2 separate regions of the Homo sapiens genome follow, and region 1 is linked to region 2. The links are chromatin contacts, found by POLR2A ChIA-PET in ENCODE. All regions are on one chromosome and are shown on one strand. The core of a region is the stretch at or near the end of the contact, and the rest is flanking DNA. Distances in the headings are between cores, read along the strand shown. Region 1 has its middle 22 kb from the start of CD180. Region 2 overlaps MAST4 (microtubule associated serine/threonine kinase family member 4).

Region 1 (7,150 bases), core at 4,596-7,095, 290 kb after region 2:
TCTGCCTCATGGCACTCACTGCGTTATTTTGGAGTTACCTTTCTACATGTGTATCTTCTTTGCTAGACTTCAAGCTCCCTGGTTCTCTGTCTTGTTTTTTACTTCTAGGACAAAGCACATCGGAGACATCAATAAGTATTTGCTGATATGGTTAGGCTTTGTGTCTCCACCCAAATTTCCTCTTAAATTGTAACCCCCATAATTCCCACGTGTCAAGGGAGAGACGAGGTGGAGTAACTGAATCATGGGGGCAGTTTCCCTCATGCTGTTCTCATGAGAACTGATGGTTTTATAAGGGGCTCTTCCCCACCCTTCGCTCAGCACTTCTTTCTGCCGCTGTGTGAAGAAGGTGGCTTGCTTCCCCTTTGCCTTCTGCCATGATTGTCAATTTCCTGAGGCCTCCCCAGCCATGCTGAACTACGAGTCAATTAAACCTCTTTCCTTTATACATTACCCAGTCTTGAGCAGTTCTTTATAGCAGTGTGAGAACGGACTAATACATTTGCTGGACCGAATTGAACAAGAAAGGAAGTATTAGTAGTCGCTACTGTTTGTAGCACATTTACTAGAAGCCAAGTAACACACTAAATACTTTATTTCCATCTTCTTATTTAATCTCCGTGCCATTTGAACTATACGTTGCTTCATTTTATAAATTAGGAAGCCAAAACTTGGAAAGAGGTTAAGTGACTAACCCTCGTGATTGGCAGGACTGAGGCTTGAACTCAAGCGATCTGACTGGACAGCCCATACATTTAACCTCTACCATTAGACGAGACCTTCTTCCTCCCACACACTATTCTACTACAATATAAATTGCAAGATGAAATGGGACAGAATCATGACAGTGTTTTTCACTGCCTGCGTGATGTAGTTTTCCCTGCTTAGAGGAACCCACTCTGCTAAGATTCACAGTTTTTAAAAGTAAGTATGGAAATGGTCATTTTAATGGGACTTGGTATCATGCTATGCAGAAAAGTCGGTCTTCACCATAAAAGAAAAAACCCACAAAGGATATTAAGTACACACATCACAGAGCCAATAATGGCCATAGCAAGAGCTATTAAGTGAACAACCAGTTTAGAGCGAATACATAAAAGAAACTTTAAATGAAAAGCAAGAGATTGAAGTTTTAAAGGTATTTACCTTGAGCTCGACCAGGTAAAACTAATGAGGTCATTAAAGGGCAAACAATTAGACATGCTCTTGTGGGTCTGTCCAGTCTGGGGCACAATTTCTTGTACTGTATTTTCAGCATCCACGTAGTGTTATCTTATTTGGGATTTTAAAAAATTGAAATGTAGCTAAATATGTGTTTGGGTGTATAATATTTCCCTAATAAACTGAGGGCTACCTCTTTTAAGCCCAAGGCATTTTTTTAAAGAGACATGGGTTGCCCATGCTGGCCTCAAACCCCTGGGCTCAAGGGATCCTCTCTGCTCAGCCTCTCGAGTACCTGGGACTACAAGGGTGCCCAGCTCTTCAAGGCATTATTTTTCCTTCTTTATAACAATGTAAGCACAATGTGATGCAGCCTACAAAAATTACAAGTTCTCGTAAATTTGTTTCAGTTCATTGTAGATTCTGTATATTAGCCCTTTGTCAGATGAGTAGGTTGCGAAAATTTTCTCCCATTTTGTAGGTTGCCTGTTCACTGACGGTAGTTTCTTTTGCTGTGCAGAAACTCTTTAGTTTAATTAGATCCCATTTGTCAATTTTGGCTTTTGTTGCCATTGCTTTTGGTGTTTTAGACATGAAGTCCTTGCCCATGCCTGTGTCCTGAATGGTAATGCCAAAACAAACAACCCCATCAAAAAGTGGGCGAAGGACATGAACAGACACATCTCAAAAGAAGACATTTATGCAGCCAAAAGACACATGAAAAAATGCTCACCATCACTGGCCATCAGAGAAATGCAAATCAAAACCACAATGAGATACCATCTCACACCCGTTAGAATGGCAATCATTAAAAAGTCAGGAAACAACAGGTGCTGGAGAGGATGTGGAGAAATAGGAACACTTTTACACTGTTGGTGGGACTGTAAACTAGTTCAACCATTGTGGAAGTCAGTGTGGCGATTCCTCAGGGATCTAGAACTAGAAATACCATTTGACCCAGCCATCCCATTACTGGGTATATACCCAAAGGACTATAAATCATGCTGCTATAAAGACACATGCACACGTATGTTTATTGTGGCATTATTCACAATAGCAAAGACTTGGAACCAACCCAAATGCCCAACAATGATAGACTGGATTAAGAAAATGTGGCATATATACACCATGGAATACTATGCAGCCATAAAAAAGGATGAGTTCATGTCCTTTGTAGGGACATGGATGAAATTGGAAATCATCATTCTCAGTAAACTATCGCAAGAACAAAAAACCAAACACCACATATTCTCACTGATAGGTGGGAATTGAACAATGAGAACACATGGACACAGGAAGGGGAACATCACACTCTGGGGCCTGTTGTGGGGTAGGGGGAGGGGGGAGGGATAGCATTGGGAGATATACCTAATGCTAGATGACGAGTTAGTGGGTGCAGCGCACCAGCATGGCACATGTATACATATGTAACTAACCTGCACATTGTGCACATGTACCCTAAAACTTTAATAATAAAAAAAAAATTACAAGTTCTGCCTTTTGGAGGTGGCATGATGTGGGGACATGGGGCAAGACTATCAAGAGGACCAGAGAATTCATGAACTAGAGATAGGAATTAAAGTAGGGAGAAATCACTTCTAAAAATAGTACTAACCCTCCCACAGGGGGCAATGGCAGCTTCCCTTGGCTGTTGAGCACTGAACTGCCAAGCATTTACAAGAAGAAAAGGGGTTGGCTTGAAGACTTCAGGTGAGGCAGCACATCTCAGCTCTAACATGCACATGATTCATGTGGGATCTTGCTAATTCTGGTTCAGAAGGCCTATGATAGCGCAGAAAATTCTAACAAGCTCTTCTCAAATGACTCAGATGCTGCCTGCCTGTTGACCACATGAATGCCCTGCCTGGCCACACCAGGGAGTTAGAATCTCTGAAGATTGGGCCTAGGCATCTATAATTAAAAAATAATAAAATAACTTCCACAGGTGATTCTAATGTGCATGCAAGGTTGAAAAGCAAAAACAAATTTCCCAGGTAGAGGATGATACTTGACTCATTCTACCTCAACATGAAATCATCATGAACAGAACTTGAAGACATTTCCCATATAACTGCTGGTCCAGTTGAGCCCTAAGGACCCTTTCCACTCAAAGTGTGGTCCTCAGACCAGCAACATCTGCATCACCTGGGAGTGTGTTAGGAATGCAGAATCTCAGTCCCCTGACCCCCTGCCTTCCCCATCCCTGGACCTGCTGATTTTCTGCATTTCCATGATAGCCAAGTAATTTGCTTGCCCTTCAAAATTTGAGAAGCATTGTTATCACTACTCCCCAAGCTTCCTAGAAGATGAGAATTACTTGGAATATTTGTTAAAAATACAAGTTTCTAGACCTCATCGCTGATCCACTCACGCAAAAATCTCTAGGACAAGGCCTGAGAAACTGGGTTTATAATCAGTGGACATGAGGGGCAGGTGATTCTTATCTGGGAGGCATGGGCAATAGTAATATAAGAGTATATTTACCATCCGTGCTCAAATTTGTCTCCAGCTAAAGTCTACTACGATGATTATTGGTGTTTTTTAAGCCCTTGGGCATAGAAAACTCAAAAACCATTGAAACCATCAGGAAGACAGCAACCTAAACACTTATTGTCCACCTACTGTGTGTATGTGTGTGTGTATACATATATACCTACTCAGTACTAAGCATGTGTGTATACACGCACACATGTATGTGCTTAGTACTGAGCAAGAAGCTTTTCATCTGCCCTCTGACTTAAACATCAACACAATTCTCAAACCCGGTGGTGCCATTCCCATTTTATAGATGAGAAATCAGGCCCAGCCAGGCTATGTCGTTTGCTTAACATACACCCTGGAAAGAGAGCTTGGATTAGAATCTGAATTTTTCTGGTTCTGAAGCGCTTGACCTTTCTCAGTATTACCAGGTGTCATGTAATTGAATTCAGATTCAGGCCCCTCTCTGAATAATCTAAGCTATCTTATTTCCTCTTTGCATGTAGAAAAATCATATGGTGCTAAATTATGAATTTGATGATTGGTGGGAAACCGTTAAGTGAAGGAAGCTAATCGTTCTCTGTAATAGGGCCTCTTTATCAGTTCTAATTAATCAGTAGACAATTTCTCATCTAGCATTTTCGGTTCACAACACAAATGTAACATGAAAACGTGTAGCTATAGTAACTACAGAAATTTGCTTCCTTCATTCTAGGCCAGGCTTTAAGAAAATCTATGGTAGGGCAGTTCTCTAAATTTCATTTCCCTCCTGCCAGGATGTTTTTATTCCTCAAAGCAATCATTTTGTGTTATTCCTCTCTTTCTCTACCCCCTACATGTCTCATATATCTAGAAAATTTGGAAATGACCAAGGCTTTGCCAAACCTTGGTTTGATTACGTTTTGTATGCTGAAAGCCAATCAGCCTGACCCATGATGAAGTTCTCTGGCAGTTGAGACACCTCAGACCCTGCACTGGAGTCATTAGCACTATTCCTTATAGGAAAACACTCAGCAACATCTCACTGATTTCTGTGACCCAGCATTTCAAAAGACAAGATCACTATCTCTTACAACATCACTGGCTGATGTTGGGGCTGTCAATTCCAATACTTGTAGGCAGGCAAGCACTTGAAAAAGGGGATGGGTCCCAAGAGTGAAGTTCTCTGTACACTCTGTGACATGCCAGTTTAGTATGTCCAGACATGGGAAAAAGATCTGTTGCATATGGTTACAGGTTATCACCCCACACAGCTTGACGAAATGTCTATTGCTCTTGTAAAGCTGAAAGCCTCTAACAAATAGTCATCTGCCATTTCATTAAGCGCTGCCAGGAGATGGCTGTCAACATCTGGGAAAGGAAGAATGAAAAGATGTTTGCAAGGCCTGCAGCAAGCATGTTGCAGCTACAAAGTCTGCATATGTCAGGCTGGCATCACCATATCCTCCAGCCTTAACCTGTCTAAATAAAAATCATTTGCCTTAAAGTTCTGTCCTTTTGGAATACGTATGCTGTGTTAAACAGTGCTGTACTGAAGTAATTTTCCTGAGTTGGAGACATATCTACTCCTGTTGGGGCTGGAGGCAGTTCTGTGGACACCCCATGTAATGCATGTCCTACTGCCCCATTCAAATGGGGATCCTTAGAACAGCTATGGCTCCCTCTGTTCCCTCAAAGCTTGGGCTTTACCATTTGCATTTGAAAACACAAAGACTTAGAAAAACACTGCCTCCTTTTCAGTACCTGTACATTCTCACAACCGATGATCTCTGTTTTTTATCTTTTTAAAAGCAAAAGTCTTCCTTAAAAAATAATTCCTTTTTCTCCTTATTGCCCAGACCTGGTCATTGAAGCCATGTTGGAAATATAGATGAGAAGAAAGTATTTGAATCCCTGAAATCCTACCAGCCACTCTGTTTCTTTAACTTATAGGTATTTTTTTGTTTTGCTGAATAATGAATTAACAGTGGGCATGCTCTTTAGCCCACTCTTCTGCTCTTCCACTTGTGTCACCAAAACACCAGGGGTTTGGTCTAGGTCCTGCTGCTCACTGCACAAAAAGCAAACCACTGAGATGACAGGTGTCACCAAGGAAGAAGGCTTTAATTGAGTGATGCAGCAGAGCAGAAGAAAGCTCAGTCTCAAATCCATCTCCCTGACCAACTAAAACCAAGGGTTTATATAGCACACAAAAAAATGTAACAATGTGTAAGAAAACAGGAACTTGGGAGGGGCAAGGAAGCAATCATAGTGAATGAGGGGTGGGGCATCTGGTGTGGCAATCTGGTTTCAGTTCTTTGATACTTTTTGTGAGAGGCCTGAAGGTCATTTCCTGAGAAAGGAACTCAGATAAAACAGATATGTTTCAAGCTTTTACAGCAGAAGGGTCCATATTTATGTTTATCCAAAAGCAACTGTCTATGAAACTCTTGGGCCAGTGTCACTTGAATATTAAAACAAATATATTTCAATGTTTATAAGCAAACTTCTGCAATATGTATAATGGCTGCATGGTGTCTCATTATACCTTTGAGCCATACCACTTTATTTCCTGTGGTATGCCTTTCTTTCAATAAATGTGTTTCCTTTCTTTCAATAAATCTGTTAGAGAGCCTCAGGTGCAGACCATGGAGGCCATCTTACTCTTCTGTTCCTGGCACATCAACCTTGGCCTATTCTAAGGTTCATTTAATTATCCCAACAGCCCCTTCCATTCTCCACCACCACCCCATAAGCAATTATGTTAATGGTTTATCTTTTTGCTTTTGTTCCTGCAAAATGTATGTATCATTGTTTTCATGCATGCTTGTTTAAGTTACATGGATGACCATGTTAACATATTATTTTATTGGCTGGGTACAGTGGCTCACGCCTGTAATCCCAACAATTTGGGAGGATGAAGTGGGTAGATTACGAGGTCAAGAGATCAAGACCATCCTGGCCAACATGGTGAAACCCCATCTCTACTAAAAATACAAAAATTAGCTGGGCATGGTGGTGTATGCCTATACTCCCAGCTACTTGGGAGGCTGAGGCAGGAGAATCGCTTGAACCTGGGAGGCAGAGGTTGCAGTGAGCCAAGATGGTGGCACTGAACTACAGCTGGGCGACAGAGTGAGACTCTCAAAAAAAATATATATATATTTTTTATATATACACACACATATATGTACACACACATATATACACATATATAAATACACACATACATATATATATATAATTTTGTTTTTTCACATTAAGTTCTATATGTTTATGATTCAGCTACGTTGCTATGGCTGCATCTAATACACTGCTTCTAACTACTGTCTAGTGCTTCCTGTCTTGAGCATCTTCCCCATTTTACTCACCTACTTCCTAGTGCAGAACACTCAAATTGCTGTGAACTTTCCCCTCCACAAATAATGCTGCAATGAATCACTTTGTGGACATATGATGCTTTCTTGGGAAAAAAACCCAGAGCAGTTTGTGGATAATACATTTAATTTGATTAATTGTTGCCAGATGGTCC
Region 2 (7,269 bases), core at 2,188-4,687:
ATATTTTAAGTGTTGTTTTTGCATTTAGATGGAGAGGAATGGCCAGAAGAAAGTAGACTTGTGGGTATTAGCTTCATATAGCAGTTCAAGAGGTCCCTTGAGCTGATTTGCCAGTAAATTTCTACACTAAAATAGGCTTTCAGAATAGGGACTGCTAGATAAACCACAAGGTGTCTGTAGTAAATAAAAATGATTAATCTCAGCAGAGTAAATTCAGTATCACTTTTCAAATAGTCTCATCCAATTCTGTCTCCTGGTTCTATAAAAAGCCTTTTTCTTTTGGTATTAAGGTTGTCTGTAATTTTAATAGAACACTTGAATTATTATCTGATTTTAAAAAATTGGTTCATAAAAGAATATTGATTCTTCAAATTAGGGGCAGTTGAAATGTACATTTATTAGCAAACTCGTCCCCTGATGGGTCCTGGAAAGCCCTGTCAAGAAAACTCATCTTAAATCTATGTGAGAGACACAATTCTTAATGATTGGCTGTGGATTGGACAGTGAGGTTGGTGTGGAAATGCAAGTGAACTGAAAAGTGAAAGTAGAAATCTGTTAAGCAGGGTTCTTTCTAGTTGCTGAGTTTTTATTCCACATCATTGATATTCACTTCTTTCCCAGGGCATTTTCCTGGATAATGAGAAGACTCTAAAATCAAATAAAGCTTTTGAACATTGAAGATGTTTGCCACTGTTCCGTTGAAGAATCCTATAGATTTATAGTGATTCTAAAAGGTGTCTTATATCCACTATATTAACTAGCTTTTTAGAAGCTTATGAACATTGTAGCTTTTATTGATTCTAGGGAATTGGACCCAACAATAAGCAATAAAAGTCGATGGTAACTTTCTTCCCATATAGGGTTGTGCAGATCAATACTTCGAATTTACTGTAATTTGCTGGTAATGGATGGAAGAACTGAAAAAATTGTGGAGCCTTGTGGGGCACAGCTGTGCGGTGTTGCCTTTTTATCTAAGCTCACTGTAGGTCACAGGCTTTCCCAAGTAACAAGAAACATAGTTAAGTGGCAGGGCTGATACGCATATTTATCAAGAGCCTTCATAAATCATTCTAGGAAAAAAAGGAAATCACAAAAGTTGTCCACAATGACTTTAATTTTATAGAGATCCTGAAGGATCTCTAAATTTGCACTATCCTAAAGGCAATTAAAATTCTAAATATGTAGCTAGCATTGGTGTTTGATCTCCTTCTGCTAAAGTAATTTTCTTACTGATTAATAGCAGGGTGTGTGATTTCACTGAAGTCTAATTTGCTTCGAATTTTCAAATGTATTCACAGCCCTTTGCCCAGGTTCAGTATTTAGAGGTGGAGAAGATGTGTGGGTCACATACCCTTGCTCTTTTATTGAGTCGGTGCTGTCTCTTTACCGTAGCTCTGTAGTTGTGCCCTAGATTCCTTCTTCTAATTCAAGCAGTGCACTTAAATAGTCATAGCTAACACGAAGGGTGCTCTTAGGTTTGGGAGCTGTGCCACATGCAGGACATGTGTTAGCATTAATCTTCTCAACACCCCATAAGATAAGCTGTATTATTTTCATTTTGTAATTTTGGAAATTGAATCTTAGGGAAGTTAAAGTTTATGAAGGATGCTTCCTGGCATTGGCTTGGATTAGAATATGGGTATGTCTGAATCCTGATCCTATTTGTTTAATCACTATGAAACATACAATTGACTTAAATAAGGATTGTTTTAAGCTATGAGTTCAATTGATCTAATATGAGTTTTATATTTTAGCTTCTTTTTTTTATGAAGGACTGTGCCTTCTCTAATTTGATCAAAACTAGTTTCTTTAATTTTAAAAACGACGCAGAAACTTTTGCTTGAAAGAGAGAGTTCTTTTGTTCTTTGAGAACAAAGTGAGCACACAAAGTACAATATGACTGTGGGCTGGAAGCTATTAACCTTGATATAATAAATGCACTTCAGTTAGTATATAATAAACAATAAACTAGAGCTGTTATTCATGTAACTGTTGGCTACTACTCAGCAAAACCCTGCAGAGAAGCATGTAAACTTTGACTTAGGAGACATATTCCTCCTAGGTCATACTGACTTGAAAGACAATATGTGTACAAATGTCTGATTCTCAAGCTCGATTTTGACATCAAGGGTATAATGTGTTAGGAAGCATCAAAACCCATAATAATTGACTAGAAAGGAAGCTTGTTTCATTTGTCCGTTTACTTGAGGTTAGCTGATTATTTGACTTGTTACGCTTCTTCTGCTTTAAAAGGTCTGTGTTAAAAGTAACATATTCACAGGGCTTTGGTTCACATAAAATCAGAGTCTCTAAAAAGTGTGAAATTTGCTTAGAAAGAGTTGCCAAGATCTGTGTTGTGTCTCTCCTAAGAGTAATTGACAGTGTGTTACCAACTATGAATGCAGCCTGATAGCCTACAGGAGGGGTCTGTGGTGCAAAAGTATCAAGTCATTACTTGGTGATGAAAAATAATTAACATACTCTGGACTTGGGCAGATGTGGATTCAAAGACAAGCTAAGCCTTCTACCAGCTCTATGACCTTGTGTGAGTTACTTAGCCTGTGTGTGCCTCAGTTCTCTCATCTCTAAAATGAGAATAATAGTGAAGTTTAAATAAGATAATGTATGTCACTGTGCAGTAAATGTGAGATGCCATTATTAAGGTAGTGAAGGTAGATGAGCTTAGTAAAGAAAGACAGTTCCCACTATTTGTGTAAAAAATTTAAAGTGGAAAAGGTGGTTGTCATGAATGATGTTTAACTTTTCATCTAAGCAAAATCTGGGATTTTATTTTACAGTTTGTCTCATATTCCTGCTCATCAGGGACTCGCTGGTGTAACTTAAATCGTTTGCCATCTTTTCATCCACTTTCAGATTTGCATTTTGCTTAACTTCCGAAAGGCCCTCAGTGCTTTTAGACAGTCTTTTCTCCTCATCTCTGAATGGTACCCTGTCCTGAGCTCCACCACAACTATTCTAAATCAGCCCAGGAGTTAAGCATTTCCTCTCAACTCCTGTGGATCCTGTACACACATTTCTCTCCTGACTCTGCCCCTCCTCCTCCTCCTCACTGCCTCTTCCTTGTTCCTGGCCCTCAGCCATGCTTCCTGGATAATTAAAGAAGTGTCCTAACTTCTCTCCCATGTTGCCCTCCCAGAGCCATGTGACACCCTAATGCCAGAGTAATCTTTTTTAACATGTTGATTAGGCCATCTTATTCCCCTCTTTAAAATGTTCCATGAGCTCACCATTCCCTATAAGATAAAGGCAGCCACTTCCAAAACCCTTCTATGATGTGGCCCTGTCCCTGCCTCCATACTCCTGTCCTGCTGATTTTTCCTTCCTGATCTCTGTTCCAGCCATGTTGTTTCCTGAGTGTGTTCTGTTTCACTCCACCCTACCTGACTACGTCTGTTCTCTCTTCTGGAATTCCCCTTTCTCACCTACTCCCAAGGCTGCCAGGCTAATTCCCAGACATTGCAAAAGAAAGACCAGGCTCAAGTATTGTGTCACTTAGGAATTTTTGAATTGCAAAGACTAGAAAACACAAGTTAAACTGGTTTAAACAATAAAGAGACTCGATTGGCTCATGTACCAGAGAAGTCCAAATACACGCAAGGGTAGATGTATTGTTTCAGAGATTTCACCCAAGACCCAGGTTCTACCAGGCTTTCTTGTCTGCTACCTGTGACACCTATTCTTGTGGCTGCCATTAGTTTTGTAGGTTTAATGCTACTTCTTTCTCGTTAGCTCTCTCGGACAAGGGAGGAAGTTCTTTCCCAGAAGCCCTGAGCAAACATCATTTTGCATCTTATGCATCATTATGCATCATTTTGCATTTGCTCAGGTTGAGTCACATGTCATCTTTAAACCAATTACTTTGATGAAAGCAGTGAGTTTTGTCATTAGTTTAATTGGAGCTTATCCTTGAGATTGAAGGTAGTATCAGTTCCACTGTATTTTGTTAGCATGAATAACAAGAAACATTGGGGAAGAAACAGTCCTGACCCTCCTCAGAGAAACTGATCACCCTCCTCCCTTTTGTATTACTGCATACTTTGAAAAGACCTCTATTCCAGGCCTTTTCACACTGTATTTTACAGTGAGTAAAGTCCTTTCTCCCCAGTGTCTGGCACAGCACCAGCCATATCCACCTTTACTAAAAAGTATGTGATTGAATAAAGGAAACCCATTTTGTTGGCTTTAATCCCCACATGTGCCCTTGCCTTTGCCCTTGGTAGAAGACTTTTGCCTTCTGTATTACTGAAATTACAGAACTTCAAGTGAATTGCTTCAGTTTTACTTTGCTTATCTTTGAAAAGTGCCTGTTTTCACCTGTTCCTTTCTTCCTCGTTAGGGGAAAGAGTGCCCTCTTTATTATCAGTACCAGCCCTCCCTGCTCGTGTATTTATTCAAACCTCTCCTTTCAGTTGCTCACATCACCACTGTCTCCCACTCTCTGACATTGCCGTGGTGGAGTATAGGGGAAAAAATTGGAACTGGATGACATAGGTTCATTTGATTCCACTATCTCATGGCTTTGCAACTCTGGTCAATTGCTGATCTCCTCTGGGCTTTCCATGGGAAGACTTGTGTGTCCTGTCCAGGCAGCCAGCTGATTTTGTGATGAAGCTTATAGACGCAGTTTATGATAAAATCTTAATAAACCACACTAGACAGTCATATCATGACTCGGAGACTTTGTCTGTATAAAGGGCTTATGAGAACTGATACCACAGTCTTGTTCATTTAGCTTTATGGCAGAAAAAGCCAACTTGGAAAGAAAGGAATAAGGTAGCTAATTTCTTTATTTTTCAAAGAAAGTGAGTGTTGTGGTTTTGATCAAATAAAATTTACATATAAACCCAGCAAGCATTTTGTTTTAGCCTTTTGTGGTTTATTTTGTTTTTGTTTTGTTTTGTTTTGTTTTTGATGTTGTTTTTTTAAGACAGAGTCTTGCTCTTTAGCCCAGGCTGGAGTGCTGTGGTGCCATCTTGGCTCACTGCAACCTCCGCCTTCTGGGTTCAAGCGATTCTCCTGCCTCAGCCTCCTGAGTAGCTGGGACCACAGGCACGTGCCACCACGCCCAGCTAATTTTTTTTTTTGTGTGTGTGTGTGTGTCTTTTTTTTGGTAGAGACGGGTTTCACCGTTTTGGCCAGGCTGGTCTCGAACTCCTGACCTCAAGTGATCCACACGTCTCGGCCTCCCAAAATCCTGAGAGATTATAGGCATGAGCCACTGTGCCTGGCTGGTTTATTTTGCTTAACTTGACTAGCACAAATAAATATATGAAAGTGCATTATGATTATAGATACAAAAAGAAAATTAAATAAAATCTGTAAAAAGAGAAAGATAATTTAGGATTCTCCATCCATCTCACATTTCCCACAAGGATTTTACTGTTATTTTACAGGCTGTGTGGTTTGACTGTTCAGGCATTTCTATAGGGATCTCCCTACTGGTTTTCCAGCTTGACTACTGTCTTCATTTAGGAAAGCATGTATTTATGAGCAACTTACTGGATTTTTCAATTGTTGTTAGAATGTAGACCATTTTTGCCTTCTGATGATTTACAGCCAAGCCCTGTGTAAGATCTGGTTCTATGGTATGAACTTTTTTGTCCTCTGCTTCTGCCTTTACAAGTGACTCTCAGAAATGCAGACCAGAAAAATGGCACCCAAAGCGTTTCTTTAGGAGATCCTATCCCTGGATGAGCCTGTACACCCAGCTAATTTTAAGCTTTGTCAAGTAGTGAGAACTCCATTTTGAGTACCTTTCCTTGCCTCACACTGCTTCCCACTTGCAAAGGAAATATCTAAAAACCTGAAACTTTACCTCTGTAATGACAGCCTAGAAAATTAATATTCCCTAAAGAGGAAAACAATCCAAAGGCAAATGGTTTATGCAAACCAATAGTCCTTAGGGGGACTTAAAAGTGCCAACCTCTAATAAACAACATACACAAACCACTTTCTCTCTAGATCTCTAGGGGTGGGGCTCAGGCGTTAGTATTTTTAAAAACTCCCTGGGTGACATTAATGTGTTGCCAGGCTTCAGAATCACTGCTTGAGCTGAATTATCTCATTCCTTTTTATTTTCTCTCCTCTGTTAGCATTTACACATTCAAGTAATACTGCATAATCTTGCACCTGGTGATAACTCTTTTGTTTTATATGCGTGTATGTATGTTGCCCCAGCTAGCTTTTAAATGTGTTTTGTTTTTCCTCATGTATCCCTAAAAGCACCTGATATACTGCCTTACACATCTTGGCTTCTTTGAACTCTTTTCCTAAATTAATTGTTAGTGCAGAGTACTTGCAGTAACTCAGTCATAGGATGAGGCCACCAATGACTAATGAAAGAAAGATGATGATGGGGAAGTGCATGAACTTGAAATTCATTGGTGTCAGGAAAATGGTGAGGGAATGGTGTGTACTGGACATTGCCACTCTGTTTCTATGTGGGGTTTGGGAGTGGTGGTGCAGAAGGCAAGTTGCTCAACTTCCAAATTCCCTTTGTTTTTTGGAGGAACTCCCAAAGTGTGGATCTTGGTAGACTTGGCCCTACCTCCCACTATACTAGTGAGGGAGCCAATATTCCTTTTTCCTGCCCACTTGGAAGCTGGGGCAGAGACCCAGGTGTGATCATGTAACCCTCACAGGACACCTGTGAGGAGAGATGAAGTGAAGGTATGTGGGGGCAGTTAGAGATTCTTCCTGGAGGCTGAGCTCCCACTCAGTGTTCAGCTGCAGAGGTGTCCTAACTGGGCTGTTCCCTGGGTGTGGTCATACTTTCTGGGTTTGATTTTTTGGTTCCTGCCCACTTTCTGACGTCGTCTGCCCAACCATCCTATTGCCTTCAGGGGTGCGAGTAGCCATCCATACATTGATTGTTTACTTGTCAGTCTCATTCAATTTCTGTTGCTTTCAAGAACCCCAGCTGCTGGGTATAGCAACAGGTCAGTTAAAAGTGTATAGCACAATCCTCCCTTCTTCTTTATTTTAAATGGCGAAGTCCCTGTGGCTTTGTAACCAGGTGTATCTGTTTTCCTTTTTCTATCACTTATCTCCTGTAAAGTCCCATGGCTTTACATACCATCTTAGTGTTAATGACTCCAAAATCTACTTCCAGCCTTAACCTTTTTCTTGCACCCAGATTCGTTTGTCTAGTTGCCTGTTTGGAATCTTCTACTTGGAATTCTTACAGACAGACATCTTGAATGTAGCATGTCAAAAGCTGAACTGTTTTTCCATCAAACTCCATTTGCT

What was found. ChIA-PET counts read pairs that join two places held with the same protein, here RNA polymerase II (POLR2A).
Region 1: POLR2A ChIA-PET joins it to region 2 with 15 read pairs in activated CD4-positive, alpha-beta T cell. The contact joins two enhancer-like sites. POLR2A ChIA-PET finds 5 or more read pairs at or near these places in 2 of 52 experiments (activated CD4-positive, alpha-beta T cell and common myeloid progenitor, CD34-positive).

What each region holds. Positions count from the first base shown.
Region 1 is chr5:67,171,231-67,178,380 of GRCh38, forward strand. No RefSeq gene overlaps it. Among named protein-coding and RNA genes, the nearest start is that of CD180, 22 kb to the right of the region's middle. Within about 2 kb of position 5,846, at least 2 of the 41 ENCODE cell types and tissues checked have a DNase peak (open chromatin) inside an H3K27ac peak, as active enhancers do.
Region 2 is chr5:66,888,279-66,895,547 of GRCh38, forward strand. All of the region lies in intron 3 of MAST4 (microtubule associated serine/threonine kinase family member 4), which reads left to right. Among named protein-coding and RNA genes, the nearest start is that of MAST4-AS1, 110 kb to the right of the region's middle. Within about 2 kb of position 3,438, at least 6 of the 41 ENCODE cell types and tissues checked have a DNase peak (open chromatin) inside an H3K27ac peak, as active enhancers do.